Regions from separate parts of the Homo sapiens genome. Here regions 1, 2, 3, 5 and 6 are each linked to region 4. The links are chromatin contacts, found by Hi-C or POLR2A ChIA-PET in ENCODE. All regions are on one chromosome and are shown on one strand. The core of a region is the stretch at or near the end of the contact, and the rest is flanking DNA. Distances in the headings are between cores, read along the strand shown. Region 1 holds the start of TEN1 (TEN1 subunit of CST complex). Region 2 overlaps SEPTIN9 (septin 9). Region 3 holds the start of SNHG20 (small nucleolar RNA host gene 20). Region 4 holds the start of RHBDF2 (rhomboid 5 homolog 2). Region 5 holds the start of SEC14L1 (SEC14 like lipid binding 1). Region 6 holds the start of FBF1 (Fas binding factor 1).

Evidence for each region. A loop is a pair of places that touch in the nucleus more often than their neighbours do. ChIA-PET counts read pairs that join two places held with the same protein, here RNA polymerase II (POLR2A). Pooled maps may share reads with other maps.
Region 1: a loop to region 4 is called in a pooled map, with 7 times the contacts of the local background. The contact joins the promoter of TEN1 here to the promoter of RHBDF2 in region 4. A Hi-C loop is called at or near these places in 1 of 37 single-sample maps with no recorded cell type and 10 of 50 pooled maps. POLR2A ChIA-PET finds 5 or more read pairs at or near these places in 1 of 52 experiments (GM12878).
Region 2: a map with no recorded cell type shows a loop between it and region 4 (5-fold over the local background). The contact joins the enhancer-like site here to the promoter of RHBDF2 in region 4. A Hi-C loop is called at or near these places in 4 of 37 single-sample maps with no recorded cell type and 3 of 50 pooled maps.
Region 3: a loop to region 4 is called in a pooled map, with 10 times the contacts of the local background. The contact joins the promoter of SNHG20 here to the promoter of RHBDF2 in region 4. A Hi-C loop is called at or near these places in 4 of 50 pooled maps. POLR2A ChIA-PET finds 5 or more read pairs at or near these places in 3 of 52 experiments (GM12878, H1 and activated B cell).
Region 5: a loop to region 4 is called in a pooled map, with 8 times the contacts of the local background. The contact joins the promoter of SEC14L1 here to the promoter of RHBDF2 in region 4. A Hi-C loop is called at or near these places in 2 of 37 single-sample maps with no recorded cell type and 6 of 50 pooled maps. POLR2A ChIA-PET finds 5 or more read pairs at or near these places in 2 of 52 experiments (H1 and activated CD4-positive, alpha-beta T cell).
Region 6: a pooled map shows a loop between it and region 4 (7-fold over the local background). The contact joins the promoter of FBF1 here to the promoter of RHBDF2 in region 4. A Hi-C loop is called at or near these places in 6 of 50 pooled maps.

Annotation. Positions count from the first base shown.
Region 1 is chr17:75,977,364-75,982,055 of GRCh38, reverse strand. It overlaps TEN1 (TEN1 subunit of CST complex), which reads right to left and starts at 2,816. Exons shown (of 4, transcript NM_001113324.3): 1 at 2,545-2,816. It overlaps ACOX1 (acyl-CoA oxidase 1), which reads left to right and starts at 2,890. Exons shown (of 14, transcript NM_004035.7): 1 at 2,890-3,091; 2 at 3,363-3,522. The coding sequence starts at 2,983. It overlaps TEN1-CDK3 (TEN1-CDK3 readthrough (NMD candidate)), which reads right to left and starts at 2,839. Exons shown (of 10, transcript NR_037709.1): 1 at 2,545-2,839. RefSeq lists enhancers at 2,328-2,427, 2,549-3,132, 2,998-3,227, 3,133-3,716 and a silencer at 2,848-2,917.
Region 2 is chr17:77,463,443-77,468,152 of GRCh38, reverse strand. The region is part of intron 3 of SEPTIN9 (septin 9); the gene reads right to left. Among named protein-coding and RNA genes, the nearest start is that of MIR4316, 69 kb to the right of the region's middle. RefSeq lists enhancers at 643-1,395, 1,396-2,147, 2,099-2,228, 2,829-2,888. Within about 2 kb of position 2,727, at least 26 of the 41 ENCODE cell types and tissues checked have a DNase peak (open chromatin) inside an H3K27ac peak, as active enhancers do.
Region 3 is chr17:77,085,270-77,089,965 of GRCh38, reverse strand. It overlaps SNHG20 (small nucleolar RNA host gene 20), which reads right to left and starts at 1,323. Exons shown (of 3, transcript NR_027058.1): 1 at 1,017-1,323; 2 at 695-813. It overlaps MIR6516 (microRNA 6516), which reads right to left and starts at 549; the gene lies at 469-549. It also overlaps a transcript of SEC14L1 not described here and SCARNA16. RefSeq lists enhancers at 842-951, 287-1,221, 1,142-1,451, 718-1,917.
Region 4 is chr17:76,499,873-76,504,118 of GRCh38, reverse strand. It overlaps RHBDF2 (rhomboid 5 homolog 2), which reads left to right and starts at 2,696. Exons shown (of 19, transcript NM_001005498.4): 1 at 2,696-2,766. RefSeq lists enhancers at 2,279-2,418, 2,769-3,438 and a silencer at 2,469-3,108.
Region 5 is chr17:77,139,434-77,143,599 of GRCh38, reverse strand. SEC14L1 (SEC14 like lipid binding 1) reads right to left here and starts at 2,631. Exons shown (of 17, transcript NM_001143998.2): 1 at 2,493-2,631; 2 at 850-954; 3 at 1-33. The coding sequence starts at 3. LOC105371901 (a long non-coding RNA gene) reads left to right here and starts at 2,161. Exons shown (of 5, transcript XR_934988.3): 1 at 2,161-2,244. RefSeq lists silencers at 1,859-2,153, 2,318-2,767, 2,778-2,987, 3,138-3,347.
Region 6 is chr17:75,938,700-75,942,894 of GRCh38, reverse strand. It overlaps FBF1 (Fas binding factor 1), which reads left to right and starts at 1,853. Exons shown (of 30, transcript NM_001319193.2): 1 at 1,853-2,047. ACOX1 (acyl-CoA oxidase 1) reads left to right here. Exons shown (of 14, transcript NM_004035.7): 14 at 1-1,388. RefSeq lists an enhancer at 1,635-1,704 and a silencer at 1,815-2,084.

The DNA of each region.
Region 1 (4,692 bases), core at 1,567-4,066, 520 kb after region 4:
ATATTTAGGGTTTTTTTTGTTTGTTTTTTGAGACAGAGTCTCACTCTGTCGCCCAGGCTGGAATGCAGTGGTGCAATCTCGGCTCACTGCAACCTCTGCCTCCCCGGTTCAAGCGATTCTCCTGCCTCAGACTCCCGAGTAGCCGGGACTACAGGCACATGGCACCTCGCTCGGCTTTTTTTGTATTTTTAGTAGAGACGGGGTTTCACCGTGTTAGCCAGGATGGTCTCGATCTCCTGACCTCGCTATCCACCTGCCTTGGCCTCCCAAAGTGCCAGGATTATAGGCGTGAGCCACCGCACCCAGCTTATATTTAGGGTTTTATGGCTGGCTTTGGGGGTAAATGACTCTGTTTTCTATGACCTGCCTTGGGGAAGAGGATTCTAACTTCTCTGGCTAGGCTCGGGGGAGAATGCACCTGAGGGAGAGGAGGACAGAAGGTAAAAAAAAAAAAAAAAACAACTTGCTTTGTGGGTTGCTTCTGAGGCCTTCATTTTGGGGTATTGTTTTCTGAGACCCAACACTACAAAACAATGGGCTTATACACTTCAAAAGTGTTAATGTCAGCCAGCCAGGCGCAGTGGCTCACGCCTGTAATCTCAGCACTTTGGAAGGCTGAGGCGAGCGGATCACATGAGGCCAGGAGTTGGAGACCAGCCTGGTCAACATAGTGAAACCCTGCCTCTAATAAAGACACAAAAATTAGCCAAGTGTGGTAGTACATTCCTGTAGTCCCAGCTACTCTGGAGGCTGAGGCATGAGAATCATTTGAACCCAGGAGGCGGAGGTTGCAGTGAGCTGAAATCATGCAACTGCACTCCAGCCTGGGTGACAGAGGAAGACATCATCTCAAAAGAAAAAAAAAAAGCGTTAAAGTCACAGAAGAAAAGTTCTTTGTTCTATTCTTGTAATTCTCGTGTAAATTTGAAATTATTTCAAAATAAAAACTCAGCAAATTTAGCTCTTCATCTAAGTCTTTTCTATTCAATGCTAAGTACACCCCTTATCATTGTTACATTAAGAGCAATTGGTTTCCTAGAATATTAGAACTAGAAGGTCAGCTGTCAAGCAGCCATTTGTTCACTCCACAAAGATTTCCTGAGCACCTTTAGCGGGGCAGGCACTGTGCCAGGTACAGAGAATAAACTAGACACCCTCTCTGCTGTTGAAGGGGCCTGAGATCAGCAGCTTAATAAGACAAATGAGGATCCTGAGGTCCTAGGGGTTAAGAGTGTGTATTATAGTTCTATTATTCAAATTATGAATGTTATGCATCTCTCGTAGTTTTACTTCTGAGAAAACCAAAGTCATAGTATTACACAGACTACAGACAGGCTAGGCGCAGCGGCTCACGCCTGTAATCCCGGCGCTTTGGGAGGCCGAGGCAGGTGGATCAACAGGTCAGGAATTCGAGACCAGCCTGGCCAACATGGCAAAATCCTGTCTCTACTAAAAATACAATTAGCTGGGTGTGGTGGCGAGCCCCTATAATCCCAGCTACTCGGGAGGCTGAGATAGGAGAATCGCTTGAACCCAGGGGGTGGAGGTTGCAATGAGCTGAGATCATACCACCACACTGCAGCCTGGGCGACAGAGCGAGACTCCGTCTCAAGAAAAAAAAAAAAAATGACTAGAGATGATTCAACAAATCCCTGAATCTCCCTTGTCTACAATCCCACTGGGCAGAACTGTTTTTGTTTTTTGTTTTTTTTCTGTAGAGACAGGGTCTCACTATGTTGCCCAGGATGGAGTGCAATGTCACAATCTTGGCTCACCGCAACCTCCACCTCCGGGGCTCAAGCCACCATCCCATCTCAGCCTTCAGAGTAGCTGGGACTACAGGCGCATGCCACTACACCCAGCTAATTTTTTGGTATTTTTTGTAGGGATGGGGTTTTGCCATGTTGCCCAGGCTGGTCTTGAACTCCTGGGCTCAAGTGATACGCCCGCCTCGTCCTCCCAAAGTGCTGGGATTCCAGGCGTGAGCCACCGCGCCCGGCCCTACACTAGGTTTTAACAGTAAGTGTGCATTTCCCACTTTGATGACGGTGATGGCGAAAGCAAAGAAGTCTGGATTCCAAGACCTCTAGTAACTGCCAGGTTGCGGGGGAAAATGTCTGGTTTCCCAGACAGAAGGCTTAGAGCAGCACCGCCCGCTTGGTCTCATTCTAAGTCCCCGTCCACCCCTTGAACAGCGCTCACAATCCCACACCCAGGGCCCCGGAACCCACGCCTCTGCCAGTAAAGACGCCATTATCTTAACAAAAGGTAACTGGAGCCTCTCCCCAAAGAGACTGGTTCCCGTCCCATTCTTCTCCAATCCGGGTGGATTTGGCAAAAGCCCAAGTGACCCTCCCTAGCAATTCCGCAAAGCCCCATCTCCCGCCCCAGACTCCAGAGTCTCCCGACCACTCTCATTTCGGAGAGGCCTAGGGGCACGGACCCGGAAGCGTGACAGAGGCCGCGGGGTAAGAGGGGGGCAAGTGCAGGCGCAATCCCTCCTCAGCCTCGTTGTCCCGCCCCCTTCCCAAGGCCCCAGCCAACCTGTTCTAGGCGTCGCCGGTCCTCGGATTTCTTCTTTCCGCCTCGCGTGGTCACGTGACGGGGGAGGGGCGGGATACAAAAAGTGCTTTATTTTCCCACTCCCCGGACGCCCAGCAGGGCAGTTTCTTGACCTTCGGAGCCCCTTTCCCGAGGATCCGCTCGGGAGCCTCCCCTGGCCAGGAGCAGGGGATTAGTCTGCCCCGCGACCGGCCCCAGCCACGACGCGGACATCGCCCCCTCTGTCTGGGCCGCTGTCACTCACGCGCCAAAGGGCCACGGAGAAAGAAGGGGCGGGCCGGGGCGGGCCGGGCGAGCGGAGGCGGGGACTTGCGCCGTCCTGAGGCTGCCTCCTAGGGTCCGGCCGGCGCTGGAGCTGCGGATTTAGATTGTCACTGCCACCTCGGTCGGTGCTTACTTCGCTGCCAGCTGGTCGTCGCCATGAACCCGGACCTGCGCAGGGAGCGGGATTCCGCCAGCTTCAACCCGGAGCTGCTTACACACATCCTGGACGGCAGCCCCGAGAAAACCCGGCGCCGCCGAGAGATCGGTGAGGGCGGCGGGCGAGACCTCCCTCCTTTCCCGAGAAAAGCTGGAGACTCCCTCGATGCGGAGTCAGGGGCGCTGTGGGGCCTAGGCCCTCTGGCCCAGCGTTAGGGGAGCCGGGACCCCCACTTCGAGGAACAGCCTGTGTCCCTGGTGGGGGGATATCGCCATTCCCCAGGTGTGTCCGCGACTCTGAAGCCTATTGTGATTCAGGGAGGGTGGAACGGAGGCCCGAGTGTCTGTCTGCCTTTTAATGCCCTTTAACCCCCTTTCAGAGAACATGATCCTGAACGACCCAGACTTCCAGCATGAGGACTTGAACTTCCTCACTCGCAGCCAGCGTTATGAGGTGGCTGTCAGGAAAAGTGCCATCATGGTGAAGAAGATGAGGGAGTTTGGCATCGCTGACCCTGATGAAATTATGTGGTTTAAAAAGTAGGTATGCCTTAGAACAGAGCAAGTGTTGTTAAGCCTAAACTTTACAGCTGCGGTCTATGGTGGCCTTTCATCACCGTGCTTGGTGTTTGAAGATGCAAACTGGCATATTTTCATGCAACTTTATAAAGTTATATGTGTGGCCGGGCGCGGTGGCTCACGCCTGTAATCCCAGCACTTTGGGAGGCCGAGGCGGGCGGATCACCAAGTCAGGAGATCGAGACCATTCTGGCTAACACGGTGAAACCCCATCTCTACTGAAAATACAAAAATTAGCCGGGCGTGGTGGCGGGCGCCTGTAGTTCCAGCTACTCGGGAGGCTGAGGCAGGAGAATAGCGTGAACTAGGGAGGCGGAGCTTGCAGTGAGCCGAGATCGCGCCACTGCACTCCAGCCTGGGCAAGAGTGCGAGACTCCATCTCAAAAAATAAATAAATAAATAAATAAATAAAGTTATATGTGTGAAAAATAATGTGATCACTTTTGTATCCAAGCCTTTTCGTGGGATGACGTGTTTGTAGAATGCTGATAATAAATGGAAATGCAGGAGTTTTTGTTCTCAAGAGTACAGTTTCAAGGATGTTGTAAAAGCATTGTTCTGCCCAAGCAACTCAAATTTGACTGATTTAAATGCAGAATCATTTTGCTCTTTGTAAGGAGGACTGCTAAAATTCTGAATCTGGGAGCATTTTTTTTTTTAGTTGCACGACCATTTAAATATTTTGGAGCAATAGCAGATTATATTATATGGTAGTGTGGACCTGGATGAAGAATGATCTGTGACGCCTCTGAATGAATAGAAAGTCTAAGAACCCAGTAGTTCTGAATCCATGACAGTGCTTGAATGGTTGTCTTGTGCATATGAGAGAGACGTCATAAAAACCTGCCTTGGTTCTAGTGTGGAAGAGAGTATATCCTTTTTTCAGACCATGTGTTTTGTTGTGTTTTTTGTTTTTGTTTTTGTTTTTTGAGACGGAGTCTCGCTCTGTCGCCCAGGCTGCAGTGCAGTGGCACGATCTCGGCTCACTCCAGCCTCCACCTCCCGGATTCAAGCGATTCTCCTGCTTCAGCCTCCTGAGTAGCTGGGATTACAGGCGCCCGCCACCACACCCGGCTAATTTTTGTATTTTTAGTAGAGATGGGGTTTCGCCATGTTGCCAGGCTGGTCTCA
Region 2 (4,710 bases), core at 1,478-3,977, 960 kb before region 4:
GCTGGGATTACAGGCGCCCGCCACCACGCCCGGCTAATTTTTTATATTTTTAGTAGAAACGGGGTTTCACCGTGTTAGCCAGGATGGTCTCGATCTCCTGACCTCGTAATCCGCCCGCCTCTGCCTCCCAAAGTGCTGAGATTACAGGCTTGAGACACCACGCCCAGCCTAGGTCCCTCAGTTCTTACACACGTGGCCCTCCGATTGCTGTCTGGGGTCTGTCGCATTCACTACCCACAAAACCTTACACGTCCGAAGCACCCAGTAAGACGCTGTGAATGAGTGAATGAATAAATGAATGAATGGCCAGTCTGCTGTCCTTTCGTCCGGCCCCTCGTCTCTCCCAGACCAGCATGGGGGCAGCCACGGTTCCCGTCTACCCCGGTAACACCGCTCCCTCTGTGCCGGCCGCGCTGGCCAGAGTCCTTTCCCACGGCGTCTCCGCGGCTTCGGTGTGTGGCCGCCTGTGAATGAGACTCATGATTTCCGGCTTCCACCATCCTTCTGGAGCCACAAAGCATTAAGGCGGAAGGATGGATGGGCTTCCTGGGACAGCCGGGGTGGGAGGCCGGTTCAGGAAATTTTCTTCAGGAAATGGTCAGTGTGGGATGAGGCGCCCGGTGGGAGGGGAGTGGAGTGGGGACTTGGGGCCTGGCTGTTCTGCAGCCAGGGACCCTAATCCCCACCCTCTTCCCCGCCCACTCCCCAACCCCAGTGCTGGGCTCAGGGCCCCTGGGGTCTCTCCCAGGAACACAGAAGACACAGTAAGGACCAGGGACACAGGACAGGCAGAGCCCATGGGCAGGAGGCCTCCAGCCAGTACACCTGAGCCTATGCCTGGCTCCAACCAGACACTGAGACCTTGGCCAGGCCACTCCCCACGCTGAGGCAGGGGGGCCCCTTAGAGGCCACTGGTCCCCAAGCACCGCGTGGAAGACATGCCACGGAGAGCTAGCATCTTCTGAGACACCAGCAGAAGGTCAGACGTCTCGCGGCCCAAGGATGACTTGGTCCCAGCGTCTATCCATCTGCCGTCCTGCATGAAAAGCCTGACGTGACATGGCCGGCCCCAGCGGAAGAGTGATTCGGGAACCGGCAGAGCGGATTTAGTAACTGGCAAACTGGATTTAGTAACTGAGACACTGCCAGGGGCTTGGTAGAAGTCCTCTAATGTACCAGACCCAGCCCTGACCCCCACAGAGCCCAGCCGAGCACTAAAAGGTGCAGAGGCCGAGCTGAGCACCAGGGGAACACTGACCCCAGGGCTGACCGGTGCTGTGCGTGCACTCTACAGTTTACAGACGGCTCACATTTACTCGATCGCATCTGACCCTCTCCTGCGAGGCCTTCCTCAGATTCTCCGTTCCCTAAAGTCATCAGTTGTGCCTTCTGAAATCAGAGCAAAGTAATAAAACTGCAGTAATAGCGTGTTCTTATGAACGCTGTGATGTTAGCTGGTTAAATGAGGGAGCCCCCAGGGTCTCCCACACTGCCCCGACCCTGTGTGCCTTCTGGTCCTGGCCTACCCTCCACACCTCCTGCTTCTCTTCTTTCTCCTCCTCCCGAGGACCCAGGGCCTGGGGTTGACCTACTGTGGGACTCCAACGGTGACCTCCTGGAAGAAATGCCCGCTTCTTCCTTCCACCCAGTAGTGACCCCTGGCTCGCTCACGCTCACGCAGCTAACACAGGCAGCAGCCGGAACCTGGAAGCTCCTGGGGTGGGAGCCTGTCCCCTCCCAGGCCCTTCCAGCCCGAACTCCGGGAAGGAGCTACATTCATATGGTAATTTCTCCCAAGGCTGGGAGGGGGAAGGGGCCTGGCCCGGGCCTGACCACTTTCCTGAGGCTGCGCCCACTGGGCCCTCCAAGCCAGCTGGGCTCCTCGGCTGCATCTCTGAGGGATGGTAACAGACTACAGTGCAAACTGCCTACCGGCTGGCTGGGCAGTGGGTGCCCAGATGCGGGCCAGGGCCTTCGCTTTACAGGCTGTGTGGTGGTTTAAAGTGGGCACTTTCATGGGCACACATTTGTGTTACAGTTTACTCGTGTGTGTGTGTGTGTGTGTGTGTGTGTGTGTGTGTGTGTGTGTGTGTGTGTGACAGTCCAGAAACATGGTAACTTATAGCTTCCCCAAGACGTTGGCCCTGGGAGACCTGCCCACCTGGGGGCCCCAGCACTTCCAGCCTCCCCCAGGAAGGTCTTGTCTCCCTTGGTTTGAAGTTGGCCCCAGGGAAGAATCCTCTCAGAAAAATAAAAGTCACTTCCCCCAGCCTCAGCCCAGCCTCCTTCCAGGGGTGAGTTACACCAAACTCACCCTCTCCCTCCCCTCCCACTTCCTCTCTCACGCTGCAACTAGCTGCAAGTGGCTCACCCACCCAGGCCTGCCAGTCTACCACAGAAAAGACACTCGAACTTTGCATTTCCCCTTTCTGACTTGTTCTGGGCTCCAACAGGCAAAGGAAACTGGAAGTCAGCAGCCAGGACCCAGCTGCAGGCCCCCGGGGTCACTCTGCGTCCCCACCCCAGCCCCACCCATCCCTGCGTTGATTCAATGTCCATTCATCCTAGTTCATGGAGCGAGGCCTGGACTCAAGATAAAACAAAGGGGGCTTTGGCCTCCTGGGGCTCACAGTGCCCGGTGCCGGCGAGACAACCTCAGAGCACAGCACAGAGAAATGGCTGCGACACGGACTCGCAGCACCTGGCTGGCCAAGCACAGCAATGCACCCCCACCAGGCCTGGGTCCCTCAGCAGACACATGGCTTAAAGGCTGGTTGGCTAAACCACATGATCTTGCAATTACCCAAGAGAAATGAAAACATGTTCACACAAAAACCTGTAGACCAGCACTCACTGCAGAATTCTTCACAACAGAATTATGCCAAAAAGCAGAAACAACCCAAATGTCCATCAGCAGATGAAGAGATACACAGTGTGGTCTATCCACGATGGAATATTATTCGGCCATGAAAAAGAATGAAGCACCAGCACCTGCTACAATGTGGATGAGCCTTGAAAATATTCTACCAAGTGAAAGGAGCCAGACACCAAGGCCACATACTGTACGATTCCACTTATACAAACTATCTAGAACAGGTGAATTCATAGAGACGAAGGCAGATGAGCGGTGGCTAGGGGCTGAGAGCCCGGAGTTGGGAATGGGGATTGGCTAATGGGGGCAGGGTCTCTTTTGGGGATGATGAAATGTGCTGGGATTAATGGCGATGGCTGTGTAACTGTGATGGTTAATTTCCTGTGTCAGCCGGGCGCAGTGGCTCATGCCTGTAATCCCAGCACTTTGGGAGGCTGAGGCGGGTGGATCACGAGGTCAGGAGATTGAGACCACGGTGAAACCCCATCTCTACTAAAAATACAAAAAAAAAAATTAGCCGGGTGTGGTGGTGGGCACCTGTAGTCCCAGCTACTCGGGAGGCTGAGGCAGGAGAATGGCGTGAACCTGGGAGGCGAAGCTTGCAGTGAGCCAAGATCGCGCCACTGCACTCCAGCCTGGGCGACAGAGCGAGACTCCGTCTCAAAAAAAAAAAAAAAAATTTCTGTGTCAACTGGACTGGGCTATGGGGCACCTAGGTAACCGGTCAAACATTATTCTGAGTGTGTCTGTGAAGGTGTTTTTGGATGAGTTTAATATTTAACCCTTTTACCTTTTAGAAAGTTCAGCTCACTGCCAGCACTCACTTAATTTTACATAAACACGCTCTTTGAGGCTGAAGCAAATCTGACTGGATGCTCTGTGTGAAAATTAAATATAAAAACTGGCCAGGCGTGGTGGCTCACGCCTGTAATCCCAGCGCTTTGGGAAGCCGACATGGGCCAATTATTTGAGGTCAGGGGTTCGAGACTAGCCTGGTCAACCTGGTGAAACACCGTCTCTACTAAAAATACAAAAAATTAGCCACGTGTGGTGGCAGGCACCTTGTAATCCCAGCTAAACTCAGGAGGCTAAGACTGGAGAATCACTTGAACCCAGGAGGCAGAGGTTGCAGTAAGCCGAGATCGTGCCACTGCACTCCAGCCTGGGCAACAGAGAGAGTCCGTCTCAAAAAACAAAAAAATTAAAAAGAAAAAAAATTTTTTAAATTGTTCCTGCAGTTATTTCTAAGCAAAACAACAGAGTCATCTGAGTCGTCTATTCTGGAAAAATCAGATTCATCAAATGAATCTTCAGCCAACAACTGATCAAGAACAATGTTAACATCACTTGTAGGAATGCTGTGTTCTCTAGGATTTGACATTTTCAGCGATCGAGAATTACTATTTTTTTTTAAATTTTATTTATTTATTTATTTTTTGAGATGGAATCTTGCTCTGTCGTCCAGGCTGGAATGCAATGGCGCGATCTCGGCTCACTGCAACCTCTGCCTCCCGGGTTCAAGCAATTCTCCGGCCTCGGCCTCCCAAGTAGCTGGGATTACAGGTGCCTACCACCACGCCTGGCTAATTTTTGTATTTTTAGTAGAGATGGGATTTCACCATGTTGGCCAGGCTGGTCTCCAACTCCTGGCCTCAGGTGATCAGCCTGCCTCAGCTTTCCCAAGTGCTAGGATTACAGGCATGAGCCACCACACCCAGCTGAGAATTACCATTTTTTTTTAAAGGAAATACCACTACTAAAAATGGAATGCTATAAACAGAATGATGTCTTTTGTTTCCAAAGTCGATATACTAGAGTGATGTGAAAATAATAATAAA
Region 3 (4,696 bases), core at 74-2,573, 590 kb before region 4:
CTCCCTGCAACCTCTCCACCTCCTGGGTTCAAGCGATTCTCCTGCCTCAGCCTCCTGAGTAGCTGGGATTACAGGCACATGCCACCATGCCCAGCTAATTTTTTGTATTTTTAGTAGAAATGGGGTTTCATCATGTTGGCCAGACTGGTCTCGAACTCCTGACATCAGGTGATCCACCCGCCTCGGCCTCCCAAAGTGCTGGGATTACAGGCATGAGCCACTGCACCTGGCTGAATTATGCCCTCTTAAGTGTGATCATTTAACCTTGTCTCCCTAACTGGGTTGTAGTTCCCAGAGAACAAGGGCCATGACTGTTTTCTTCATCTCTGTATCCGTAACATTTAACATGATGTCAGGCCAATGTATCAACAAATGTTTATTGAATGAAAGACATGACAGTAACATTGTTTATGAAGTTTTGAAAAGCAAGGGCTCTCTGATACTAACTACAACCATTTTCTTTAAACGTAGGTCCTGTTTGCAGTATCATACATGATCATCAAACTGCTGCTAGAATGCTCACACCTGTTACTGCAAATTCAAAACCCAGGAAAGACTTCTTCCGGGAATTTACTTTAGGTCAGGGTTGGGCTGCCTGGTACCATGCTGCACCCACAACTTGGCAGGCTCAACAACACAGGAGCCTTTCCCCAGACCGTCTGACCTGAACACTTTGTCACCATGCTTGACATACCTGGATGCCCTGCTGAGGTCACTTCGAATGCTCTCATCAACGAGGGGCAGGAAGAAAATAGTGGTTGCTGCATGTTTTCAGCCAATCGTCGGGGGATATTTCTCATTTTCTGTTGAAACCTTGGGGGAAAAAGTAACATAATGTGCTTTAAAAGGACAAAAGTCATTCGACGCTTACCACACTCCTAGAAACCTGGGCTAACCCAGCCAGGGACCCCAATGCTTTTCTGCTGGCTACGGGGCCTCCCTACAGCTCCTCATTCCAATTTCGGTGGCTGTGTGCGGACCAAGTTCTCTTTTGTCGCCTCCCGTCCAAGCCCTACTTGCGATGGGAGAAGCCGTCCCCGAAATCCCGGGCGCCGTGGAGGGGGTCTGGTCTCTGGGTCTCTGGTCACCCGGTCAGTGCCTCCAGCCCCCGGCAGAGCTCTGTTATCGTCCCGGGGCGAGCCCAATTCCGCAGGCTAGGGCCGATGGCGGCGGAACTGTGGTCAGGGCTGCCCTGAGTCATCCTGCGGACTGCGAGTCGGCGACCACCAGGAGGCGAGAGCGGGTTTCCCCTCCAACAGGCCAAAGCACGTGTCTCCACTTACTTCCCACTCCCCTGGGCGGAAGTAGCTCCGTCAGCAACTTCCGGCCGGAAGTGATAACTTACCATAGAGATAGCAGCTAGAGAGTCGATGACTTTGGATCTGGGTCATCCAAGCCGGACTTAAAGGGGTCGCAGCCCGCGCGGTGTGATTAATGGGGACTAGAGCCTGGGCCAGAGGGGAGGGCCCTGGAGCGAGGGAATCAGAAGGAACATCCCATTTCTTGAAAGCCCGCTGGGTTCCTGGAGCCGTGAAAGCATTATCTCTCTACTCCTCATGCAACCCTCTGAATTAAGTGCAAAGACCACTCCTGTCTTGTAGATGAGAAGTGGGGCGCTCCGGAGATGCTTGGTTACTTTTCCAAGCACAGCCGGCCAGGAAGTGGCAGAGCTGGGTTCACACCTAAGTCATTTCTGCTCCAAACCCAATGCCCTTTCCACCACCCCAGGTGGCAGGAAGGAGAAAGCTCAAGAGCAGAGGGGCTACGTGAAGATGCAGGCCGTCCTGGCCTATTGGGATACCCCCTGAAAAGCCTATTGCTCCAAAAGACCTGGTAGATTCCCGACAGTTCACTGTCTGTGGGCACAGGAAGCAACGAACAGGAATCTTGCTCTGAGTCTAATCCCACAACCAAGGAAGAATTGCTGGACCTTGTCTCAGAGGCGTTTGAACCAGAGCAACTCCATCTTGAATAGGGGCTGGGTAAAATAAAGCTGAGACCTACTTGGATGCATTGCTAGGTCATACAGCTCATAAAGACCTTGCTGATCAAACAGGCTGCAGTAAAGAAGACGGCCAAAATCCTCCAAAACCAAGATGGCTATGAGAGTGACCTCTGGTTGCCCTCACTGGTACACGCCCACCAGCGCCATGACAGTTTACAAATGCCGTGGCAACGTCAGGAAGTTACCCTACATGGTCTAAAAAGGGGAGGCATGAATAATCCACCCCTTGTTTAACATATCACCAAGAAATAACCATTAAAAAAAAAAGGCCAGGTACACTTTGGGAGGCCGAGGCAGATGGATCACTTGATGTTGGGAGTTCGAAACCAGCCTGACCAACCTGGTGAAACTCCATCTCTACTAAAAATACAAAATTAGCCAGGTGTGGTGGCACACACTTGTAATCCCAGCTACTTGGGAGTCTGAGGCAGGAGAATCGCTTGAACCCAGGAGGCGGAGGGTGCAGTGAGCCAAGACTGCACCACTGAGGCCAGGCATGGTGGCTCGACCCTGTAATTCCAGCACTTTGGGAGGCCAAGGCGGGCAGATCACCTGTGGTCGGGAGTTTGAGACCAGCCTGACCGACATGGAGAAACCCCGTCTCTACTAAAATTACAAAAAATTAGCCAGGCGTGGTGGTGCATGCCTGTAATCCCAGCTACTTGGGAGGCTGAGGCAAGAGAATTGCTTGAACCAGGCAGGTGGAGGTTGCGGTGAGCCGAGATTGCGCCATTGCACTCTAGCCTGGGCAACAACAGAGAAACTCCGTCTCAAAAAATAAAATAAAATAAAATAAAATAAAGACCGTGCCACTGCACTCCAGCTTGGGTGACAGAGCGAGATTTTTATGACCGCACCTCCTTCACAATGTCTTTGAGTTGTCTCACTCACATTCAACAATACATACTGTTAGTTTTATTAACTTGGAAATATTTAACTTACATTTTTGTTTTGATGGAGGAGCTACAGTTCTGTTTTGTTTTACCATATTTCATGAGTTTACATAAGAATGAAAGGATATAATTGTATAATCAGCTTAACTGGAGTAAACAGGTTTGTAAACAACGCAAGTGGCTTCAGGCAGGCATTGGGCTCACCTGGTTGGAGCAGAAGCCGGGTGCCCCAGGAGGGGAGCCTCCAGGTTTCTTTTGTGTGGGTGATCCCCGTCAGTACCACTTGGAGTGGGAGAGGGACTTTTCTCAAAGGAAGCAGGGGTGAAGGCGTCCTGGACAGGCGAAAACTACAGGCGTCTACTACATGGCCCTACCTCTGCCCCCTGGTGGTGGCTCTTGGTGGCGCTGCTGACCACAGGTGATGTTAGAAACAAGCCAGCCGTGCACCTAGCAGGTCTTCTCCGGGGCTGCCTGTCTGACCTGCAGGATAGAGTCCACACGATTGCTTTCCCCCTCTTTTTCCATTTCTGCTTCATTAGGAAAAAACAAAACTCAACAAATCACCCTTACCTGTCCTGGCCCTGTTGATCTGACCGCCTTTCATCACCTTGGTGCCCACACAGACCCCTGCTCCAGCCATTCTGCCCAGCCCAGCTCCCAGACACTCCGCGCATCCGCACTCCAGCAGAGCACACCTGCCCTTTGAAGCCAGCTCTGGTCCCAGGTGACAGTTTCTTCTCACATGCTCTCCGGTGCCAATTGTTTGACATATCCTGTGTCCCCTGGGCTATTTGTTACACACCTTTCGATGAACACATCTGGTCTCTGTTGAGTGGGGCTGTTCTCTCTAAAGGCAGGGTGTTGTCAGCATCCTCAGCCTTATCGGGAAGATGAGGTCTGCAGCAGGAACCTTTGCCCCCACCTCCCCAGACGAGAGAGGATGAATCCCCCGGAGCTGGGAGGGCTGCAGGAAACAGAGATACACATCTCCTTCCTGGCCAGATGCTTGCTACATCACAGACCCTGCCAGCAGGTCCTGGCACTGCTGCCAGAGAGAATGTGGTGAGAGGCCAGGCATGATGGCTCATGCCTATAATCCCAGCACTTTGGGAGGCTGAGCAGGTGGATCACCTGAGGTCAGGAGTTCAAGACCAGTCTGGCCAACATGGTGAAACCCTGTTTCTACTAAAAATACAAAAATTAGCTGAGTGTGGCAGTGGGTGCCTGTAGTCCCAGCTACTCAGGAGGCTGAGGCAGGAGAATTGCTTGAACCCAGGAAGGGGAGGTTGCCGTGAGCAGAGATCGCACCATTGCACTCCAGCCTGGGTGACAAGAGCGAAACTCCATCTCAAAAAAAAAGAAAGAAAGAAAAGAAAAAGACAAAAAAGAAAGCATAGGGAAGCCGGGCATGGTGGCTCACACCTGTAATCCCAACACTTTGGGAGGCCGAGGCTGGTGGATCACTTGAGGTGAGGAGTTCAAGACCAGCCTGGCCAACACAGTGAAACCCCGTCTCTACTAAAAATACAAAAATTAGCCGAGTATGGCAGCAGGCGCCTGTAGTCCCAGCTACTCGGGAGGTTGAGGCAGGAGAATCACTTGAACCCAGGAGGCGGAGGTTGCAGTGAGCTGAGATTGTGCAACTGCACTCCAGCCTGGGTGACACAGAAAGACTCTGTCTCAAAAAATACATAAATAAATAGTTTTGTTACAATTTTGTATGCAGGGAGTCAGGGACACACTTATATAAACATTTTCTTTCTTTCTTTTTTTGGGTTTTTTTTTTTTTTTTTTTTTG
Region 4 (4,246 bases), core at 1,447-3,946:
CATAAAAATAAAAAAGCTTAGACGGTGTTTTTCACTTATTCTTTCTTTTTCTTTTCCTTTTTTTTTTTTTTTTTTTTTTGAGACAGAGTTTCCCTCTTATTGCTTAGGCTGGAGTGCAATGGTGCAATCTCAGCTCACTGCAACCTCTGCCTCCCGGGTTCAAGCGATTCTCCTGCCTCAGCCTCCCGAGTAGCTGGGATTACAGGCATGTGCCACCACGCCTGGCTAATTTTGTATTTTTAGTAGAGATGGGGTTTCTCCATGTTGGCCAGGCTGGTCTCGAACTCCCGACCTCAGGTGATCTGCCCGCCTCGGCCTCCCAAAATGCTGGTATTACAGGAGTGAGCCACTGCGCCCGGCCAACAGTGTTTTTCTTTAAGTTATAAAAGTAAAATATGTAAAGTGTAATCCCACCGATTTTGGAGGCCAAAGCAGGATCACTTGAATCCAGGAGTTTGAGGCCAGCCTGAGCGACGTAGTGAGGCCCCCCCCCACCGCCCACCACCATCTCTACAAAAAAAAAATTTAGTTAGCCAGAAAGGATGGCGTGCACCTATAGTCCCAGCTACTCAGGAGGCTGAAGTGGGAGGATCACTTGAGCCCCAGAGGTCGAGGCTGCAATAAGCCATGAGTATACTGTACTCCAGCCTGGGTGACACCAAAACCTTGTCTCAAAACAAAAACAAAGAGTTTAGACAGTGTTTCTCTTTAAGTTATGTAAGTAATATATGCACATGATACAAAATGAAAAGCAAGTGACTCTCTCCCCCTAAACCCCTGCAGGGTTACTCCACAGATATCCTTCCAGAAAGTTTGTATGGATCTACCAACATATATATGTCTGTTCTATTTAAATTTAGGTAAATAGGATTATACTAAACATGCAGCTTGCTTTTTTTTTTTTAACTTACTATAAGTTGGAGATAATTCCTTTCTCAGTACATGGATAGCTGCCTCGTTGCTTTTAACAGCTGTGTGACATTATCACAAGTTATACCCCTGGCCTATTTAACATTCTTCCCTCTCTGGCCTCACAGGTGCGTGTTGCTGCAGCCAAGGCTGTAATCAGCCTCCCTGCACCTATGTGGCCGGGCAGCACGCCATGTTTGCATGGGACAAATCCCTGACACCAGCTTAAGCACCACCATGAATCCCTCCCCTCCTGGGGACTCCTGCAGAGCTTCCAGTAGAGCTCCAGGAGAGAGAACCCAGCTCAGGCATTTGCAGCAGTGTTTGTTAGAGTCTAAAGTCAGATCATGACCGAGTTTAAACCCCAGCTGCTCCCCTCACATCTCCCTCTGCCTCAGTTTTCTCATCCCTAAAATGGGGATGATCATAATGGTACCCACTTCATAGACCTGTACTGCGGATTATACAGACTAAAGCACTTTGGAATGGCTAGCTGCTCTCACCCTTCCTGTTACAGTATTGAGTTCCAACGTCTCCCTGTAGAATGCTGGCACTTCGTGGGCAGGCCCTGGTTTTGTTCCTCTCTGCACATAACCCCAGGATGTGCTGGTTGCACAATAAATGGTCCCTTACATTTGTTACTAGGAGCAACCCCCACCCCAGCTTTGGCCCACTCCCCCTCCTTCCAGCCTGTGCCCTCCTCATGGCCCCAGAGCTGGGGAGGAGAGATGCATCTCTCAGGATAATCTCCAGCAGCCAGGTGCTCCCCACCTCCACCCAGGTCAGCAATAAACACCAGAGTCCTTGGGTTGGGGGGCAGGGTGGCTCAGGAGCTCTCTAAGGGCCAGAGGTTTTGCCTTGGCCCTGACAACCCCACCCCCACCCCTCCAAGCCTGAGTCTCTTCAAACTCTGCTCCTCCTGGCCTAGCCAGGCCTCCTGGAGAGGGACGGCGAGATGATAAGCGCTGGGGCTGAGAACGGGGCATCCAGACCTTGGAGTTCGGTCCTAGCTGCCCTGGCCAAGGTTTTGTTTGTCTAGTCCCAAGAGGCAGGCCCTTGGAGTCCAGGGAAGAGAGAAGGAACCACCTGGGCAGACAGACCCAAGCCAAGGGGCCAGGTGTCGCCAGCGTCCCCAATCTCCAGTCTGGCTCTGGCCCGCATGGCAGCTGGAAGGGCCAGAGCTGGGTGGGTTCTGTCAATGCTTCTACGGGGTGTGTAGGGGGTTGGCAGGAGTCACAAATGTTGGCCTTAGCTGCAGGGCAAATGCAGATAGGACCTCCACGGAGTGCCTGTTCCCAACCCAAGGGCACAGCAGAGCTAGGAGAGAGGCCTCAGGGTCCAGGAGGGAGAGGAGGTGTTCAGGCCCAGCTTCCCGGAGAGAGTGTGACTACAGACTAAAAGGGTCAAGGGAACAGGCCCACTTGGCCTGAGGATGAGGGCGCTGGAAGAAGGGGATGGGAGATTGGGTGCTTTTTCTTGATGGGGAGGGGCGACTTGAAGACGGCAATCAAGACCTAGATGACGTGTTTGGTCTGGGGTGGAGTGAGGACGCCAAGAGGGAAAGGACGGCGCCCTGAAGAGACCAGCTCAGGCGAAAACAGGGCTCTGCCCAGGCGGGGACCCAGCTGGGTGGAGGGCGGAGGCAGGAACCCAGGAAGCCGACTGAGCAAAGACTGCGTCCAGGCCCCGCCCCCATGAGCCCGGCCACGCCCCCTGGAGCCCAGCCCCGCCTCCCGGCCGCCCGCGCGCAGGTAGGGAAGAGGCGGAGCGCCGCCGCCCCGCCCCCGAGGAGCCACCGCCCAGCCGCTCGCAGGCGCCGCACGGAGTTGCGTCCCGGGGACTTGGGGCCGCAGGGAGGTGAGCGCGGGGCGACGAGCGGGGCAGGACTCACGGCCGCCCAGCCGCAGGCGCCGGAAGGGTCCCGAGGTTGTGCCCGAGCCTGCCCTGGAGCGGTGGTGCGCGGCCAGGAAGGGTGCCCAGTGCCCGGTGCCCGCCCTGCGGAGCGCCTGGGTCCCACGTGGGCTCGGCTGGAGGCCCGGGCTGGCTCAGACGGCGCCGGCGGGGCCGCTGGACCCGGTCTGCTGGCCCCTAGGGCTCGGCTCGGACAGGACGCCTAAGGGGTCCCTGGGCGACGGGGCGCCAGATGTAGGGGCAAGACGATTGGGCAGAGATTTAAACCTCCGGAGGAAGAGAGGAGACTGCGCAGGGCAGTCCCGCCTGCGTCCCAGAAGTGCCTGCAGTTCAGACCCTTCTCTCCCCTCCACTTTCTCCCGGGTGAGCACCGGGCGGACCGGGGCCGAAGTTTGTTGGTTGAGCCAGCCAAGGTGGAAACAGGTGCGGGGGTGGGGATGAGGGACTCACACAGCAGGGCTGGACCGGAGCTCAGAAATTGGACCCAGGAGTCCTGACTTCTGGATGGAGGGGCTGGGGAAGGTTGGCCCTGGGCTTGCCTTTTACCTGTTTGGCCCCTCGGATGTTCCCCCAGGGCATTGGGATAGAGACGGATAAGTTCCCTAGGGTACAGACCCCGCCCCACTCCCACGCCAGGGCGCAAAGGAAGCCTAGGTTTTGGCCCTGCCCCATTCCATGAAAGATTAACGGAGGGGGCTCTAGGGTTGGAGCTACTGAGAGGGTGGCAGCGGGTGTGTCTGAGGAGCAGAAGGCGGTGGGGAGCTGACCCCACTTGGGGAGAGGCTGCTGTTGCCTGGGCGGCTGGCATCAGGCCCCCAGTGTGTGCCATTTGCTGGTAATATAATGAGACCAGCATCTGCCTTATTCGACCCTCACTGTCCGTAGGGCAGGCAGTGGAAAGGGAGGCGTGTTTTAGAGCTGTGGTTCTCAACCAGGGGCGACTTTGCCTGCCATGGGATATTTGGCAATGTTGGAGTCATTTTGGGTGTCACACACTTGGGAGGGGAAGTGAGTGTTGTTGTTACTGGCAGGTAGTGGGTAGAGGCCAGGGACGCTACCAGACATCTTCAGGGCACGGAACAGCCCACATAACGAGGAATTATCCAGCCCAAGGTGTTGGGCTGTGCTGAGGCTGAGAAACCCTGCGCAGCAGCTGGTCCATCAGGTTCCTTCTCAATGATGCTCCCTCACTGGGGAAACTACCTCAGTTTTCCAGAGTGGTTAGGGGAGGAACTTGGAATAAACCTGAATGAGATGAGGGGTAAGGCAGTGTGAGGGCACTTATTCCCCTCACAAGAGTCTTCCTTTGGTGCCATGAGACACCGCCTTTCCCAATCTCCACTGGCCCTGCAGGAAGCTGGTCTAGGTGCTGTGGGGGAGAGGTTGGGAACAGAGGACCCCCTTGCAGCCCAGGCCTGGGGTGCTT
Region 5 (4,166 bases), core at 1,382-3,881, 640 kb before region 4:
CATGATTGCAATACAACAGCAACCCTCTCACACCTGCAAAACATAAATATATGTGATAAGTAACCACAATGCAGAAACAAATTATTAGTAAGTCTGCACTGACACATCATACCACACTCTAACGACAGAAAGAGACCACAATAGGTCATAATTCTATGCACACAAAAATGAAAAGATGATATTTAAATACATGAGGGCAGGGGGAGGTAATTAAACAATAAGAAAAAGCAGACAAAGCCCCAATGCAATGAGGCAAACAGTACTGGTGTGAGAGGGGTCCAATCCTCTCATTGGCTTACTGGGACTCTGCATTCATTACATGACCTGACCTGAGTCCTTTCCAGCAATGAACTGTTATGATTCTATTATTCTAATAACCAATATAATTAATGCTTGGATCATTTTCTCTTAAACAACTTCTACTAGAAGCCAAATAAAAATGATCTCGTGTTAAGATATTAGCTCTGGGAAAACAAAAATAAAACTGGAAAAAAATACTACTGTATCTCAAACTATGGAATACTCCTCAAAAGCTAGCTTCAAAGGAAACGTGTCAATTCCTATTTTCTAACTGTGTACACTACAGCTTTGGCGACCTGTCTTCGAGTGGCAGAGATGCCAAGTATTCTGGCTAAACAGGCTCCACTGAAATCTCTAGCCTCAGATAGCTAATATCCGTAAGTAATCGGTTAAATGTTCACACCTAATTCACAGTCAAGGAGCCCTCCTTATGGGTGCATAATCATTCTCTAGCGCCAGCCTACACGGATTGCTCTAAAAACACACCTGGACTTGCCAGTCCTCTGTCTCCCCTATTTAAAGTGAGAAAGAAAAATCGAATGAGCCTACCTGTCTTGTTGAGGATAATCATTAAGAATGGTACTTTATGCTGAACATGGTGAGAGGATATTCAAACATACAAAACTGAATATCCTCAAGGAGCCCGAAGTCTAGCTGTTAAAAAAAAAAGAGAGAGACAAATTACCAAGATGTATTTTATTTCAGAAACTTCCAAGATTCCTTTTTTTTTTTTTTTTTTTTTGAGACAGGGTGTCTCTCTGTTGCCCAAGGTGGAACACAGTGGCACAATCTCCACTCACTGCAGCCTCCACCTTCTAAGCTCAAGTGATCCTCCTGCCTCAGCCTCCCAAGTAGCTGGGACCACAGGCACGCACCACCATATATATTTTTTGTAGAAGGTTTCCCCATGTTGCCCAGGCTGGTCTCAAACTCCTGGGCTCAAGGGATCTGCCCACTTCAGCCTCCCAAAGTGCTAGGATTATAGTCATGAGTCACGGCGCCTGGTATAGAATTCCCATCTATAGTACTAAGGTTTAAACAGGTTTGGAACTTTCTCTGGTATGTCTGGCATACCTCTCAGAGGAGAGGTCATGGTGGAAAACATCGCCATCTGACAGTGTGAAAACGGCTAAGGAATGACTCTGGGTGACCACGAGTAAGCCATTTGACTTCCCTAGGACTCAGTTTCATCTCTGTAAAATGAGGTTTTCGGGGAGATGATCTTGAAAGACTTCCACCTCTAAAACCATGAGAATGAGAGCCAAACTCCCAAGTTCTCCAAACTCAACTTGAAGCTTTTCTAATATTCATCTTGATTATGCGACTGACACATCCTGATGTGCTGGGACCACGTTCTTTTTCTTTTGCAAACCTTACAGTGTTGGTGCACAGTGGGAATCCAATCATCTTTTAAAAATTTAATTGGGAATATTAATTTTAGGGTACTCTCCCAGATATGAGGACGATAACCGGGTACAAACAAGAGTTGGGGGAAGAAGCAAAAAAGCGTAATGCTCGTTTAAGAAACGGTAACATCCATTCAGGATTCCACCGCCTGGCAGAACTGGCTACACTCACTTAAGAACCTGCTAATTCACGAGCTTGTGAACCACAGCCAGGTCTCAGCTGCCGATGCTCTGGTCCAGATAAACGCCCTACGCGGGCATCCGGAGTGACAACGACCAAGTGGCATCCAGGAGCCGGACGGCCTCCATTGCATGACAATCGCTGTTTAAACAGGAGCCAAAGGCCAGACCCACTGAACGCATCCCGAGCAGGCTCGAGGGGCGGCCGGCGCCCGGGGCTGCTCAGCAGGGGTCCCGCGCGGCTGAGCCCCACGGGGCCAAAGCCCCGACCGACGGGAGAGAGGGGCGGGCACTGGCTCCGGACCCGAAACTCCGCTCTCAGCAAAAAGCGGCTCCCGGGAACTGGAAGCCTGGCGAGGTGGGGGTGGGGGCGGGGGAGGGGGGCGAGGGGCGGCGAGGGGCGAGCAGGGGGGCGGAGGGCGAGCAGGGGGGCGGGGGCACGGCCCGTTTCGGGTGCCGGGCCGATGGCAGCCGGGGCTGGGGAGGGACAGGCTCAGCAAGCGGGCGGCCGGGAGTTCCGGGGGGCCCGCCCGAGAGGCGCCGGACTCCACGGAGACCGGGACCGGGGCGAGGGCGCACTCGGACCCGCCGCGACGACGCGCCTACCTCTTGTCAGAAAGGCCGGGCCTGGGACACGGGGTGGCGAGGGGCGCTCATACCGGCGGCTCCGCGGGGCAGTCTCGGTTCCACTGCTCCGCGACCGTAGCTCGACCGCCGGTTCCGGGGAGGGGGCCGGGGAGGCGGGAGGGGGAAGGGGCGCGGCGACGGCACTTGTGGTTGTTACGGGTGACGGGGTGGGCGGGGCCGGGCGCCGGGAGGGGCGCGCGTGCGCGGCCGCGGCCGAGGGAGCGGGGGCGGGAGCGGGCGATGGTTGCTAAGAAAGGGGAGGGGGGAGGACACCCGGGGCCCGAACTGCGCAGGCGCGAGCTCCGACCCGCGAGCGTGGGAGGAGCTCGGAGAAGGCGCCGGCCCCGTCGCACTGCTGGATGTGCCCGAGGTCCTCGTGGCCCCTCCCAGTTTTGCGTCACTTGTTGGGGGCGGGGCCGGGCTGGGCTTCGCGAGTAGCGGGCGGAGGCGGAGTGAAGCCCCAAGGGGCTGCCGGCGTGCAGGGGAGGGGTTCGGCTGAGCGGGAAAAGGGAAGTTTGCGGGAGGTCAAAACCACCGGGGCCCTCCCGTATGGCTGCTGCTCTGAGGCCTGCCTCTGGTCGCCCTGGCGGCTGCCCCCGTGCTTCCTCATTTCTTGTTGACTGTTCAGGAGCACCAGGCTGCTCGCGCCAGTGCCCCGACCGCATTCTCGCCGAGTAATGGGGAGGAGGCGGACGCCGGTGCTGCGCGGCCCAGGGCTCGGGAGGGCCCGGGTGAGCCCGGGTGGAGCCCAGCGGCATCCTTGTCAACACATCCAGACGGCTCTAGTGTCGGGCCGCGGGCTTGAAACTGAGACGCGCGCCCAGGGCCTGCCCCTCGGAAACGAGGGTGCCAAGGTGGGGCTGCTAAGTAGCTCCCGAATTTCAGCAGGAGAGCACCGTCCAGCCCCAATTTTCAATCCGGTACCACTGAGACATTTTGGGGTCCTTAAGAGGAGCTCATGACTAGAAAGGGGCACCTCGCATGCCCACCCACACAGCAAAGCTGGTTTTATAACCAACATGCAATTTCACTGTCAAAGTCACTGTTGTTCCGTTCACATTAGTCACCCTGAGTGGCTGTACATTTCATGCTGCCATTGGACAGAACGTTTTTGGACCTGTTTAGGAATTTCCATCAAAGCCAGTTTACCAGACACACAAGCAAATCATTCATGGCCTCATCACCCCTTGTGTTCCACGTCAAACCATCATCTTCCAGCTGGGTCACCTACATTATTCACTACATTCAGTCTGACTGGCTTTTGCTTGTTTGTAGAAATCACATCCACCGGCCGGGCGCGGTGGCTCACGCCTGTAATCTCAGCACTTTGGGAGGCCGAGGTGGGCGGATCACGAGGTCAGGAGATCGAGACCATCCTGGCTAACACGGTGAAATCCCTGTCTCTACTAAAAATACAACAGATTAGCCGGGCGTGGTGGCGGGCGCCTGTAGTCCCAGCTACTTGGGAGTCTGAGGCAGGAGAATGGCGTGAACCCTGGAGGCAGAGCTTGCAGTGAGCCGAGATCGCGCCACTGCACCCCAGCCTGGTCGACAGAGCGAGACTCCGTCCCAAAAAAAAAAAAAAAAATCACATCCACCTTCAAAAGACGCTTTAACGCCGTTGCGGTGGCTCACGCCTGTAATCCCAACAGT
Region 6 (4,195 bases), core at 604-3,103, 560 kb after region 4:
AAAACTCTTCAAATGCATGATCTTGGAGATCCCTGTGAATCAATAATTCTTTAGACAACTGCGGCTCAAAATCCCTCCTTTCCCTTTTCCGAGTTATTCCATCCATCTTATTAGAAAGGAAGTGAATTAGGTGTAGGTGGTCTGTAACACCTGCACATCTTTTTATACGTGTAGAGGGTATGCCTGGGATATATAGGTTGTCTTCAAGCAGTAGCTGCTACTACAGCTAGAGAGAGGAGGAGTGCCAGGAAACTGATGACCTGAGACCAAGAGTCTTGTTGATGTTCTGACTTAGATAAAGGTTTTGATCATTTTCATGAAATAATGCAGGGAAGTCATTTCTGCTGTTTCTTTACTACTCCATTCTTGGAGGATTAGAACAAGTCACACTGTAATTGACTAAAACGACTTTTTATTTTAAAATATTGATGGTGGGGTTTTGCTTTTTTTTTTTTTTTTTTTTTTGAGACGTTGTCTTGCTCTTTCACCCAGGGTAGAGTGCAGTGGCGAAATCTTGGCTCACTGCAACCTCTGCCTCCCGGGTTCAAGCAATTCTCTGCCTCAGCCTCCTGAGAAGCTGGGATTACAGCGCCTGCCACCATGCCTGTCTAGTTTTTTTGTATTTTTAGTAGAGACAGGGGTTTCACCAAGTTGGCCAGGCTGGTCTTGAACTCCTGACCTCGTGATCCACCCACCTCGGCCTCCCAAAGTGCTGGGATTACAGGCGTGAGCCACCGTGCCGGGCCAGTGTTTTTAACTGTCCACACTTACTAAATTTTCCAGTACTTCTTCCTATGGTTCATGATAGTAAACACAGAAACATATAAGGAACATTATTAGAGTTACCAGATGTTAGCTGTTGCATATGTGCACATTCCTAGATTCAAGGGTGTTTTTGCCTTAAATTTAAGTGGGTCATTGGTTGTCTTGGGAAGATCATGGAAAATTCGGGATTTTTTAGAATTCTGAACCAAAATATGTTTTGAGTGTTTCTTAGTAAATGTGTGATCTTCCACCTTCCACATTCAGACTGCGGACTACACTTCATAAATGCCTTTTTATTTCCAGTTATGGATTCAACTAAATGACTGCCTTGGGAGCACATAATTACTTTGCTACCTTTTTCCCCCTTTGCTGTTGTGGCTCGAGTTTGGTTCTCACCTGAGAAGATGCATTGAGCATATGTTGTTACCCAGCCCTGGCTTAATGGTGTCCTGTGGGGTAGGGGTGGGAGGACGAGGGGCACGGGGCCAGAGCATGTGAATGGATCATGGTTGGACAGCTGTGACCTGCCAGCACTGCGGGTAAGCAAAACTACAAACCGTTCTTTCCTCTGTGACATTGAATAAACCTTAATAAAATTCATAATTAGCACATACTAGAAAAAATGTGACTTAATCTTTTTGTGGGGCGACAGTATTGGGTTTCATTCTGGCTATACAGCTTTGATTGGATCATTAAACAGGTCAGTCACTTCCCTCAAGCTTTGGGGTGTGGAATAAACACCGGTGAATTTGTGGATTCACCCGTCAACCTCCCAATATCAACACATTTCTCACGCCTCCGCGTCGGCCACGTGTCAGCCCTCAGAAGTGGGCAGGAGGAACTTTTAAGCTTCCCGGCAGTTCCCAAGAGGGCCTTTGAGCCTGGCGCCCTCTTCCCGGAGAGGCGTTGGGGCAGCTCCTAGCAACGTGCCCGCCGCCGGCAGAAGCCCGGCCCCGCCAACTGCCGCGCGCGGCTCCCTGGGAGCTGTAGTTCTTCATGGCGTCCCCACCTCCTCTGTGAGGGCGGGTGAGTCGACCGCCGACTGCGACTCCCAGGATGCCTCGCGCCCGCCTTTCCGCGGGAGGCCAGACGGCTGAGGGTGCCGGCAGCGGCTGGAAGCGGGAGGCCAGTCCTGGCCGGGCTGGGCGACCCGAATGGAGCCAGGGCCGGCGCTGGTCCCAGCGGCCGCACCTCCGGGGGCACGGCGCGTAACAGGAGGCTTCCGGGGCTGAGAGCGTTACAGGCTGCGCTCCGGGGCCAGATAGGCCGGGCGCTCAGAAGGGTGACGCATTGAGGGGCGCGGAGTCTCGGGACGGAGGGGCGACTCCGGCTAGGGGTCTTGCTTAGGGGTGGTCTCGGGATCTGTAAAACGCCTGGCATGGAGTCGGCTGAATACATGTGGGGACGGGGTTACTCTGTAGCCCTTTGGCCTTGGCAAACCAAGCCTAGAAAATCCCCATAGTCTGAGAAGCCCGTACAGGATCGATAGGAGATGCCAGAAGTTCCTTGATGTGTTATGGGACACATTTGGACTTGTAGGTCGTGAAGTCGCCATTGCAGAGAAAAAGAAACAAGGCCGGGCACGGTGGCTCACGCCTGTAATCCCGACACTTTGGGAGGCCAAGGCGGGAGGATCACTTGAGGCCAGGCGTCTGGGACGACCCTGGGCAACATAGGGAGACCCCCGTCTCTACAAAAAAAATTTTAAAATTTGCCGCACATGGTGGCGTGTGCCTGTGGTCCCAGCTGCTAGGGAGGCTGACATTGGAGGATCGCCTGAGCCCAAGGAGGTCGAGGCTGCAGTAAGCTATGAGAGCTGTGATCGTGCCACTGCACTCCAGCCTGGGCAACAGAGCGAGACCCTGTCTGGAAAAAAAAAAAAGAAAGAAGGCCAGGCGTGGTGGCTCACACCTGTAATCCTAGCACTTTGGGAGGCCGAGACGGGCAGATCACGAGGTCAGGAGTTCGAGACCTCCTGGCCAACAGTGAAACCCCGTCTCTACTAAAAATACAAAAATTAACCGGGCATGGTGGCATGTGCCTGTATTCCCAGCTACTCGGGAGGCTGAGGCAGGAGATTCGCTTGAACCCGGGAGGCTGAGGTTGTGGTGAGCCAAGATCGCACCACTGCACTCCATCCTGGGCAACAGAGCAAGACTCCGTCTAAAAAAAGAAAAAAAAGAAAACACATGTATTCAGGGTGGGCTCTGTAGGTAAGCCCAGATAACCCTTGCATTCCAATAACAGGACAGGCCAATACTTGGGACATAAAGAGGACCCCTCTGACTCCTTTCTTCCAGGACATCCTGTAGGTGGGTTTTGGTAAAGTGGAGGAGGGGGAGGGAGACAGCTAATTCCGAGGAAAATGTTCTCAATGGGTCAGATTTACTGCCTATGTAAAGGGAAATATTTCCACTGTCAGTGAAAATCGTGTTGCTGGACGTGGTGGCTCACACCTGTAATCCCAGCACTTTGGAAGACCAACGCAGGAGGATTGCTTGAGCCCCAGAGTTCAATACCAACCTGAGTAACACAGTGAGACCCCGTCTCGAAAAAAAAAATTTTAAAAAGAAAAAGAATATCAAAGAGTAACCAGAGTTCATACCTGCTTTTGTGCTAAATGCTGCCTAGAAAGTAGTCATGGGTGTTGCCTGGGAAAGGGTTTCAGCCTTGGTGCCAGGCACCCACCTCCTTTCTGAAATGAGTACTTGCCACTTGCTGCATCGGCTTTCAGGGTAAGGGATGATGGCCACTGCCCTTTTTTCAAGTAATCTCAAAGCCTCAGAAAGCCCATTAAGTTATCCAGAGCACGTTTTTTTTTTTTTTTTTTTTTTGGAGACAGAGTCTCGCATGTTGCCCAGGCTGGAGTGCAGTGGGGCGATCTCGGCTCACTGCAACCTTCTCCTCCTAGGTTCAACCTAGTCTCCTGCCTCAGCCTCCTGAGTAGCTGAGATTACAGGCATATGCCACCATGCCCAGCTAATTTTTGTATTTTTAGTAGAAATGGGGTTTCACCATGTTGGTCAGGCTGGTCTTGAACTCCTGACCTCAAATGATCTGCCCACCTCAGCCTCCCAAAGTGCTGGGATAACAGGTGTGAGCCACCGCGCCCAGCCTGAGAGTACTTTGCTCCTCTTCTGAAGTGCATCCCCTATAAGGAATTTTTAATTTATGGAAATGGGCTTTACCTCTTGAATGGGCAAAGTGAGAGAACTTTGATAACCCTTGGATTCATGCTGTTAAACCTACATCTTTTTTTTTTTTTGAGATGGAGTCTTGCTCTGTTGCCCAGGCTAGAATGCATAGCATGATCTCAGCTCACTGCAACCTCCGTCTAGCGGGTTCAAGCGATTCTCCTGCCTCAGCCTGCCAAGTAGCTGGGATTACAGGTGCCTGCCACCACACCCAGCTAATTTTTTGTATTTTTTAG